Linked DNA regions of Mus musculus: region 1 is linked to region 2. The links are chromatin contacts, found by Hi-C or POLR2A ChIA-PET in ENCODE. All regions are on one chromosome and are shown on one strand. The core of a region is the stretch at or near the end of the contact, and the rest is flanking DNA. Distances in the headings are between cores, read along the strand shown. Region 1 holds the start of Cdc25a (cell division cycle 25A). Region 2 holds the start of Ndufaf3 (NADH:ubiquinone oxidoreductase complex assembly factor 3).

Evidence for each region. A loop is a pair of places that touch in the nucleus more often than their neighbours do. ChIA-PET counts read pairs that join two places held with the same protein, here RNA polymerase II (POLR2A).
Region 1: a map of T-helper 1 cell shows a loop between it and region 2 (4-fold over the local background). The contact joins the promoter of Cdc25a here to the promoter of Ndufaf3 in region 2. A Hi-C loop is called at or near these places in 1 of 37 maps with a recorded cell type or tissue (T-helper 1 cell). POLR2A ChIA-PET finds 5 or more read pairs at or near these places in 1 of 5 experiments (embryonic stem cell).

Annotation. Positions count from the first base shown.
Region 1 is chr9:109,873,063-109,877,734 of GRCm38, forward strand. It overlaps Cdc25a (cell division cycle 25A), which reads left to right and starts at 2,517. Exons shown (of 15, transcript NM_007658.3): 1 at 2,517-3,097; 2 at 4,099-4,172. The coding sequence starts at 2,928.
Region 2 is chr9:108,566,113-108,570,602 of GRCm38, forward strand. It overlaps Ndufaf3 (NADH:ubiquinone oxidoreductase complex assembly factor 3), which reads right to left and starts at 1,324. Exons shown (of 5, transcript NM_023247.2): 1 at 739-1,324; 2 at 444-639; 3 at 229-295; 4 at 47-147. The coding sequence starts at 815. Mir191 (microRNA 191) reads left to right here and starts at 2,207; the gene lies at 2,207-2,280. It overlaps Dalrd3 (DALR anticodon binding domain containing 3), which reads left to right and starts at 3,780. Exons shown (of 12, transcript NM_026378.3): 1 at 3,780-3,963; 2 at 4,038-4,333; 3 at 4,452-4,490. The coding sequence starts at 3,799. Mir425 (microRNA 425) reads left to right here and starts at 2,665; the gene lies at 2,665-2,749.

The sequences.
Region 1 (4,672 bases), core at 1,267-3,766, 1.3 Mb after region 2:
GGTTAAGGGCAGGTACTGTTTCTACAGAGGACCCAAGTTCAACACCTAGCACAAATATCAGGTCGCTGTGAACTACCTGTAATGGGAGCTCTGAGGGATGGGACATGCATCTGGCTTTATCAGGCACTTGCACATACACAGACACACATATACATACATAAATAATAATAAAAACTCTTAAAAATAAACTCACCCTCAGTACCACTAACAAGCAACAAATATGAAGAACACTGAAATAGCAGCTCTGCTTACTCAGGGCCAGAAAGTTTGTGGCCTTGTACAAGCTCCCTTGCAACTTCGTTTACAAGAGAAAACCTTTAAGAGAAATAAGCAAGCCAACTCATATCGTGTTACTTCAATTTTGTTTGATCTTTACACATTGATGGGGCAGTGGTTGTGCGCACTTTTAATCCTAGTACTAAGGAAGCAGAGGCAGGGGGATTTCTGAGTTCGAGGCCAGCCTGGTCTACAGAGTGAGTTCCAGGACAGCCAGGGCGATACAGAGAAACCCTGTCTCGAAAAATAAAGATCAGGTTTGGCTCACAGGCATCTTCACCTGTTGAGACATCTTATCAGCTCCAAGACTTTTTTTTTAATGTTGTTGTTGCTTAGGTTTGTTGTTGTTGTTGTTTTCTTTTCTTTTCTTTTCTTTTTTTTGTTTTTTTGTTTTTTTGTTTTTTTTTTTTGTTTTTTGGTTTTTCGAGACAGGGTTTCTCTGTATAGCCCTGGCTGTCCTGGAACTCACTTTGTAGACCAGGCTGGCCTCGAACTCAGAAATCCGCCTGCCTCTGCCTCTCGAGTGCTGGGACTAAAGGAGTGCGCCACCACGCCCCGCTTTACATTTTTTTTTTTTTTTTTTTTTTGGTGTTGCTTGTTTTTTGAGAAGGGCCTTAAGTAGCCCCACCTGGCCTAGAACTCCCTGTGCAGCTGAAGGTGACTTTAAATTTCTGCTTCCAACTCCCACATTCTGTAGTTGCAGGTATTTCTCACCTTCCCCAGCTCAAATTACATCCTTTGAGCAATGTAACTGGGGAAGCTCAATGGGGGTAGGGTGGGATGTAGCTTACTTAGAAGTGTTTACCTAACAAGCACAAAACTAAGTTCAGTGGTGAACTGGGAGATCAAATTCAAGGCCATCCTTGACTATAGAGAGTCCAAAGCCAGCCTGACTGCACGGGACCCTGTCTCAAAAGAAAAATATATGGAATCACAAATATGGCCATAGTGAAGATACTTAAGAAGCCCATAACCATGTCTTGTGATATAATGGTTATTCATCTAAATAGTGAATAAAGTAACTACCTTCCCTTCACTCTGGTCCCTCCTGGAATTATTTTTGTGATGTAAGACTTGTAAAGATTAAGTACACTAGTAGAGTTATCACACATGAAACACTGTCATGTACATAAACACTAAATGTTGCCTAGTACTTTTACAGTGATTTGAATGGCTCCCATGGGCTCATATGATTGAATGCTTGATCCCCAACTGTTTGGGAGGGATTTTAGAGAAGGTGTGGCCTTGTTGGAACAGGTGTGTAGATGGGAGTGGGTTTTGAGTTCTTAAAAACCCACACCAGGCAAAGTCTCTCTCTCTCTCTCTCTCTCTCTCTCTCTCTCTCTCTCTCTCTCTCTCTCTCTCTTCCTCCCTCCCTCCCTCCCTCCCTCCCTCCCTCTCCCTCTTCCTTTCTCCATCCCACCTCCCCCCACCCCCTTCTCTCTGCTTGCTATCTGTGGATCATAGCTCTCAACTACTCCTGTTTCAGCCCGGGCTATTAAAAAAAAAAGTCCCTATTTCAAAAATTAATTAAATTAATTAATCAGAGTCTGGAGCAGGAATGGTGGCACATGCCTTTAATTTCAGCATTCGAGAGGCAGAGACAGAGGCAGATCGATCTGAATTCGAGGCCAGACTGGTCTACAGAGCGGGTTCGAGGACAGCTAGGGCTACACAGAGAAACCCAGTCTCGAAAAAGAAAAAAAGAAAGACAAAATCAGAGCCTGAAGTCCTGTGAAGGAAAAGAGGGATCCAGGATCCATGGTACTGTACCACACAGTTAGAGAAGAGCCAACGCCTGGTCCAGATGGCCTTCCCTAGTCTCTCTGTCTCCTAAAAAAAAAAAAAAAAAAAAAAAAAAAAAAAAAAAAAGTGCACAGCACTATGCTCAGTAGCTCAGACAGGTGTGTAGCACACGCTGTAGGAACTACACTACCCAGCATGCAACTGAAAAAGAGCGGGGCCTTTCGGTAGGGACTAGCGCCCCCACAGAAAGTTTCATTGACTCCTTTCTCATTTCAGCCACCTCCCAACTCTTCAGGCTTCGCCCCCACCGAGAGAGGGCGTGACCTCGAGGAGGCCCACGAGACGCTTCCTCCTTTCCTTCTCATTGGTCCGGCTCAGCTGTCATTCGGGAGCGAGGAGAAGTTTGCTTCCTGATTGGTGAATTCCGTTTGGCGCCAACTAGGAAAGGGGCGGGGCGGCGGCTATCCTGAGTGTGCAGCAATTAACGCTAAGGCCACTTTGGTGGTGAGGGAAGTGAAGGTTCCTTCTCTGCGAGCCGGCTACGGAGCAAGGAGGGAGAAAAAAAGTGAGGCGAGTTAGTCGGAGCGGTGGTCTCAAGACTCTTCCTCCACGGAGTTTGTTTGGATTTAATCTTGAGGTTGCAGGCGCCCGCCCGCCTGCGGGCCTCGCGGGACAGAGAGGGAAGCACCGGTGCTTGTGCCTGGCGCCTGCCGAGTCCCCTACGCTCGCCGGTCCGCGCCGCTGCCCGTGGCGGCCGCGTCTCTGAACCGCGGGGTCGTGTTTGTGTTTGACCCGCGGGCGCTGGTGGCGTGGCACGCGGCTGAAGCCGGTGCCAGCGGGGCGGGGCCCGGCGCAGCGGAGGCGGAGGAAGACGGAGCGGGAGTCCGGGCAGGCCCGGCGGCGCCATGGAACTGGGCCCGGAGCCCCCCCACCGCCGCCGCCTGTTCTTCGCTTGCAGCCCCACGCCTGCGCCGCAGCCCACGGGGAAGATGCTGTTTGGCGCGTCAGCTGCTGGCGGACTGTCCCCTGTCACCAACCTGACGGTCACCATGGACCAGCTGGAAGGACTGGGCAGGTGAGAGACCAGCGAGCGATGCCCCAGGCCGCTGGCCTCTGGTCGGCCCTCGGGATGATCCAGCAGGAAACAGAGTCTGTCCACTTGGTTCTGATGCTCCGACCCGGAATGGCCTGGCTAGGGCCCGCCATGTGCACCCTCCCTCCCGGGCGGAATGTTGGGCGGGAGAGGCCGTTCGGATAGTCCAGGGCTATCCTCAGCCAAGAGCCAGACCGCGGAGATCGAGGAAGCCTGCTGGGCATCCTGTCTTGTTCACCCCTTTCAGATTTCTCTCTACGCTGTCTCTATTCCAGAAAAGTCTTTGGAATCTACCCTTATGGGGGTTGGGAGGGAGGGTGAGAATGGGTCCTCCTAGGCCCTCTTTGCTGAACCACCCGCGCCGGATCTTAGTTTCCTGTAAGCTTTGTTCCTTCTCAACAAAGGGACGTGGCATTTTCTTTTCTTGCATTTGTGTAAAATCTATGCAGCCACCTGGCCGGCACGTTTCTTGTATCTACCCATCTACTACCTTTTTTAAGCTATCACTTTTTACCTAACTTTTCCATATTGGAAATCTTCGAGGACTTTGTAGTCCTACACCACTATCACTAACAAAAATGCTTAACACTATTTTTAGTGAAGTTGCTTTTCCTTCGATGTTGGGTATTTCGCCTCCTAAACTTGTCTTACAACTTTTGCAAACCCTGAAAAGCTGGGACTCCTGGCCTAGTCACCTTTGCCCTTACTCCTGGCTCACTCAGAACCTCAGACTGAGGCTCTCCTTTAAGGAAACCCAGCCCTTGCCACAGGCCTGTCTGACAATGTGGCCCAAGGCCAAACCACTCACTCCTTTCTTTGTTTAAATGCCAACTGGGGTATTCTGGGTGGCCAAGTGGGGTGTCCTTGGCTTGGTCTCTCAAAGATGGTTTGTGGCAGCCTGGCTACTTCGTGGCCTGTATGTCACCTTTTTTTTAATCATGTGCTAGAAATTGCTCATGTGGAGGTGCCTCTCTTGGTTTCAGTGACTGTGAGAAAATGGAAGTGAGAAATAACAGCAGTCTACAGAGAATGGGCTCCTCAGAATCGACCGATTCAGGTATTGCCATTACTGTTCATGTGTGTCTATGTATGTGCTCGTGTGTGTTTAGATCAGAAGGCATCAGAGCCGCTGGAGCTGGAGTTACAGGCCATTGTGAGCTGCCTGATATGGCTGCTGGGAACTGAATTTGTCCCCTCTACAGGAGCACCAAGTGCTACTAACCACTAAGCCACTTATTTTTAAGAATTTAATTAAATCAATTTATTTATTTTGAGACAGGGTCTCACCATGTAGATCACATTGGCCTCTTGCCTCTTGAGTGCTGTGGTTAAAGGCATGGGCCACCATCCATCCCCCTGACCACTCCAGGTGTCCGTTCAGCCTTCACATTCATCTGGAGTCAGCCATTCGGGAAGCATCTTGCCTAGGAATTTAATTGGCAACAGTACACATAGAAATTGTGGTGTGGTGTGGTGTGGTGTGAAGTGACAAACACCCTTTAGTAGAGTACAGAGGAAGCTCCTGAGACAGTTTATGAAGAGAAGAAGCGCCAAATC
Region 2 (4,490 bases), core at 74-2,573:
CTGAGTAGGCTTGAACTAGGTGGACTTGTCACGTCCAACGACCTACCGTGTCCTGGACCTCCACAGCAATTCCCCGCTGCCTCATGGCCTGTAGTACTTGAGGGTGCAGCCGCTCAGTCTTGTTTCCAGTGCCCACCACAACAATCTCTAAGGGTGGAGACAACCAAACGATGAGGGTCTGATAGAGAGGTGGTCACTTAGGACCCAGTGCTACCCACTGCCCCATACCTATCCTAGGTTCCAGCATCCAGAAAAGGGAGAAGCTCTCTTCAGTGATATCCTGATGAGATCCCACCTGTATGGTAGCAGAGGCCATTCAACACATCAAATCTATACAGCCTTTACTCACAGCGACACTAATAGGCAACAAAATAAAGCTAAATTTGCTAGGAGGGAGTGGCTTCTGGCGCTATTTAAATTTCAATGTAGGGGAGAAGGCTCACGTTCCACTGGACCACCGTCTGTGGGAGCAGCACGCAAGGGCCAAACACGCGATTTCCGCAGATAGTGAAGCCTCTGCTACTGTAGCTGTCGATGTACACGGCCTGAGGGAACTCGCTTTGCAGCAGTGAGATGCGAGTCCGCTGGTATAACTCATCGTCCGCCGGAGAAAGCCGGTGTCCCCGACGCGGGTTCCTCCTGCGGAGGGCTAAAGTCAGGAAGTCGTGGCCCGGCCGGACTATGCGGGATTGAAAGGTCCGAGGCCAAGTGGTCAGAGGCTGGACAGGGGATGCTCACCACAGCCGGTCGACGTGCCGACAGAGCGGCGCAGGTCGCGTTCGGAAAAGGCAGCGAAATCCTAGAGCAGTAGCCATGGCTGCAACGGCGCTTAACGACCCGGTCGTAGGGACAGAGTTGTCTGTCTCAAAGTAGCCACAGCGCCCCTTGCGTCCCGGAGGGCACCGCGCACCTTGAACGGCGCAGTAGGCCAATGCAGAGCCTCTGTCTCCCCATGCGGGTGTGTCAGCACCTGTCGCCCACCCCGCCCCATGCCTCCAGCGACAGTCCCTAAGGAGGAGGGGGAAAAACACCTGCTAGTACGGGCGCCCTAAGGGTATTGTTTAGGCCACTGCCGCGGCCTGTTCCTGGGATTCTCAGCCATTATTCGGGCTCCCAGGGACCAGGGCGGGGCAGCTGCGCACCTGGTCCTGTTATGAACACCTGGCCAGGGTGTGGTGCCAGCCTCCAGGCCCTTAATCCCAGGCTTTGGAGAATCGGGCTCCGGGGGCGGGGCAGATGGCTAAAATTTCCCTAGCTAGTCTCGAAATCGCTGCTTTCCCCAACCGTCACCAGCGCGACCGTTGGCGACGGCGCAGCGCTCCATGAGAGGCGTGGCCGAGCATGGATTGGCTTCCCGGCAGCGCGAGGGGGTGTGGCCAGATGGTTTCTCCTTAAAATGGCTCCAAGTCTGGGGACAGCTAGAGCCAGCGGAAGGGCACGCCGTGGCAGTGCTGGAGTAGCTGTTCGAGTGGGACTGACTGGGCCAAACCGGACCAGACGTGAAGTAGACCGCGCCTGGAGCACCACCCCGCCCTTGCGCGCTCTGCGCGCGCGTACCGAGAGTCTCCCTCCCCCTGTCTTGAGCTGAGTCTAGGGCCTACTGGCGCATGAGTCCTTGGCGTCCCGCGGCATGGGCATCTCTGCGCACCGGTTCTGTCCTGGCCTCAGAGGAACTTTGTCGCGTTCTCTATCCGCTGGACTAGACGGGTGGGATGCTTGACACAAATGGGGCTTGGCTGTGGGGTTCTTTGCAGGGCCGGTTGCAATGGGCTTGGGGGGAGGCTGTCCTGCCGCTGCTATGTGGGCCAGTTTGGCCCCTGGCACTTCATGAGCTGGCACCGTCACCAGACAAAAGGTCCTAAGCTTTGGGGAGTCCCAGAAGTGGACACATGGGTTTACTTCCTCTCGGGTCTCACGGAATCGCTTCCCTCTTGACGGATTCCGAAGCCTGCCCGGTACAAGTGGCTCCTGCTTGGGACTCACAGGGCTAATCCAGCCCTTCTGATCTAATCCGGATCAGGACCTCGTCCCGGGGGATGCCCCCACCTTCTATTGTTCTGGGGCCCAGGTGAGCGTCTCATTCTCACTAGACTGGTTTAAAACACCTACTCCTTCCTACTCAGCCCACTGGGAAGGGATGGGCGGGTTCCGGTTTGGCCTCAGGGCGAGTGACCTGGGAGCAAGAGCCCTCCTCCAATGGCTGGACAGCGGGCAACGGAATCCCAAAAGCAGCTGTTGTCTCCAGAGCATTCCAGCTGCACTTGGATTTCGTTCCCTGCTCTCCTGCCTGAGCAGCGCCCTGGCCCAGATAATGTGGTCTCTATTCTCAGAAACACTACACTACTGGGCCATTCTGATCTCCATCTCTCAGGTGCACCCCCAGACTGATGGTGGCAGTCAGAGGCGACGAAAAAAGCTCGGGCTGATGGCCCTGTCTGGAATCCCTGGAGAACTCTGACCAGGGAGGTCCTGGGTCCTCTCTCTGAAGGGCCGCAATGGCGGTGAGTCCCACAAGGCCGCCCAGCCCGCAGCTCGCTAAAGATAGATCTTCACTTCCTGGGGAAAACCCACCCCAACCGTCTTCATGGAGGGAGAGTAGCTAAAATCACCAACTTGCTGGTGGGTCCCAGCCCTGCTAGCAGCTGAACCCACACCACAGCATGGAAAGTGCTTTGGAATGACACGATCACTCCCGTTGAGTGGGCACCCAAGAAGCCATCGGGAATGTCGTGTCCGCCCAGTGCTCTTTCGGCACCTCCCAAACAGGGCCTCATAGCCCCGGCCTTCCCGAACTTTTCCTATCTCTAGATGTCACTCCTCTCCGGAGCAAAGTTCACCGGTTGGATTCATTCATTACTGGGGGAAGTGGAGTTTCACGTTACTTGGAAACGAAAGAGTTTGGACATAGAAAAGCTCACCTGCAGCTTGCTCTACCTGAGAGCTCTGCTTATTTGGGTCTTCTCATCATCACATTTGTCTTAAACTGACCAGTTGCCTAAAGAACCAAAGGTGCCGGTAACACCAGTTTAAAGGAAAAACATTAAAGGCTGGTAATCCTGGAATCATGATGACTAATTCCTCGGGTATCAAGATGGGCAATTCTATCCGATTGGGCTTTTACTGGGAATAAAGACATTCCATACCGCAGCCGAGGAAAGGCGTACCAATAATCAGAACTCAAATTTTGCTTTGTTTCGTTACTTTTCCAAGTAGGCGGTAAAGAGTCTTTAATGGAAGACACGAGTGGTGGCACACACCTTTAATCCCAGTACTCAGGAGGCAGAGGCAGGTGGATTTCTGAGTTCAAGGACTTTCTGGTCTACAAAGAGTTCCAGGACAGCCATGGCTACACAGTGAAACCCTGTCTTGAAAAACAAAGTGTCATTAATGGTACAGCCTTATTCCTTTGACATTTCGTCTCGTGCGTCTGGCCTTTAATTTGTTTAAATGGGGCAGAAAAAGAAAAAAGAGACATAAACACAAAGATGTGAAACTTTGGTGGCAAAGTGTCTTGCCTGGTAACAAAGATCCGTTATCAAAGTAATAATTCGGGGTGACGATTTTTTTAAAAAGGAGGAAAAATGGACCCTCAAATTTGGAGGTTAGGGCTCATGAATACAGGAAAGGCCATCGGGAGGGAGAGCTGGAGGCGTGGGTAGAATGTAAGCTCACTTGGCATGCTCGATCGCTCTGGTCCATTCAGGAGAGTCCACGGCCGGATCCCCGCCCCCGCCAGGCGGACCTCCCGGAAGCTCTACGGATAACTTACTTCCTGTTCCATTTAGTCTTCCGGTCGCCATGGCGACCGGGCGCCTTGGGGTTGGCGAGACGCTGGAGGCCCTTAATGCAGCTGTAGGGCCTGGTAGCCCAGTGTGGTTTAAGGAAACCCATGCCCGGCACCTTCGTGTTCGAGACTTCTTGGCACCGCGAAGCGCGCTACAGGCGCGCTTCAGGGACGGCCAGGTGGGTGCGCTCCTGTGGGGCATGCCTAGCGGGATCCACGGAACTACGGCCCACTTACACACATCTGCCTGCAGGTGCCAGAGTGCGTGTTCCGTGCGGTCTCCTGCCTGCAGGGTCCCGGAGTGGCCCCTGTACTGCGCTGCGCGCCGACACCCGCGGGTTTATCGCTCCAACTACAGCGGCCCGCTGTCTTCGAACATGTACTCGGTGCCCTGGCCTCCTATGCTACTCCCGCCAAACCTGCCTCACCAGGCCCGCGAGTTGTCCTACACTGCCCAGCACTGCGCTGTAATTCGGGGACGCTCCGATTGAGCCAGCTGCGTGCCGTGCTCGTAGCCGATCATCTAGTACGGGTACTGCGTGCTCATGGGTAAGTGCGTGTTCGAAGCTATAATGGCAAAAGACCGAACATTTGGGGATAGAAAAGGTGGGAGTCATGATAATCTAAGCCTGGTCCGCAGGCTGAGACAGCCTCCCTTGCTTTGCAGGGTACGTGTGTGCTCAGTGCCCCCGGTGCGGGACCCTCA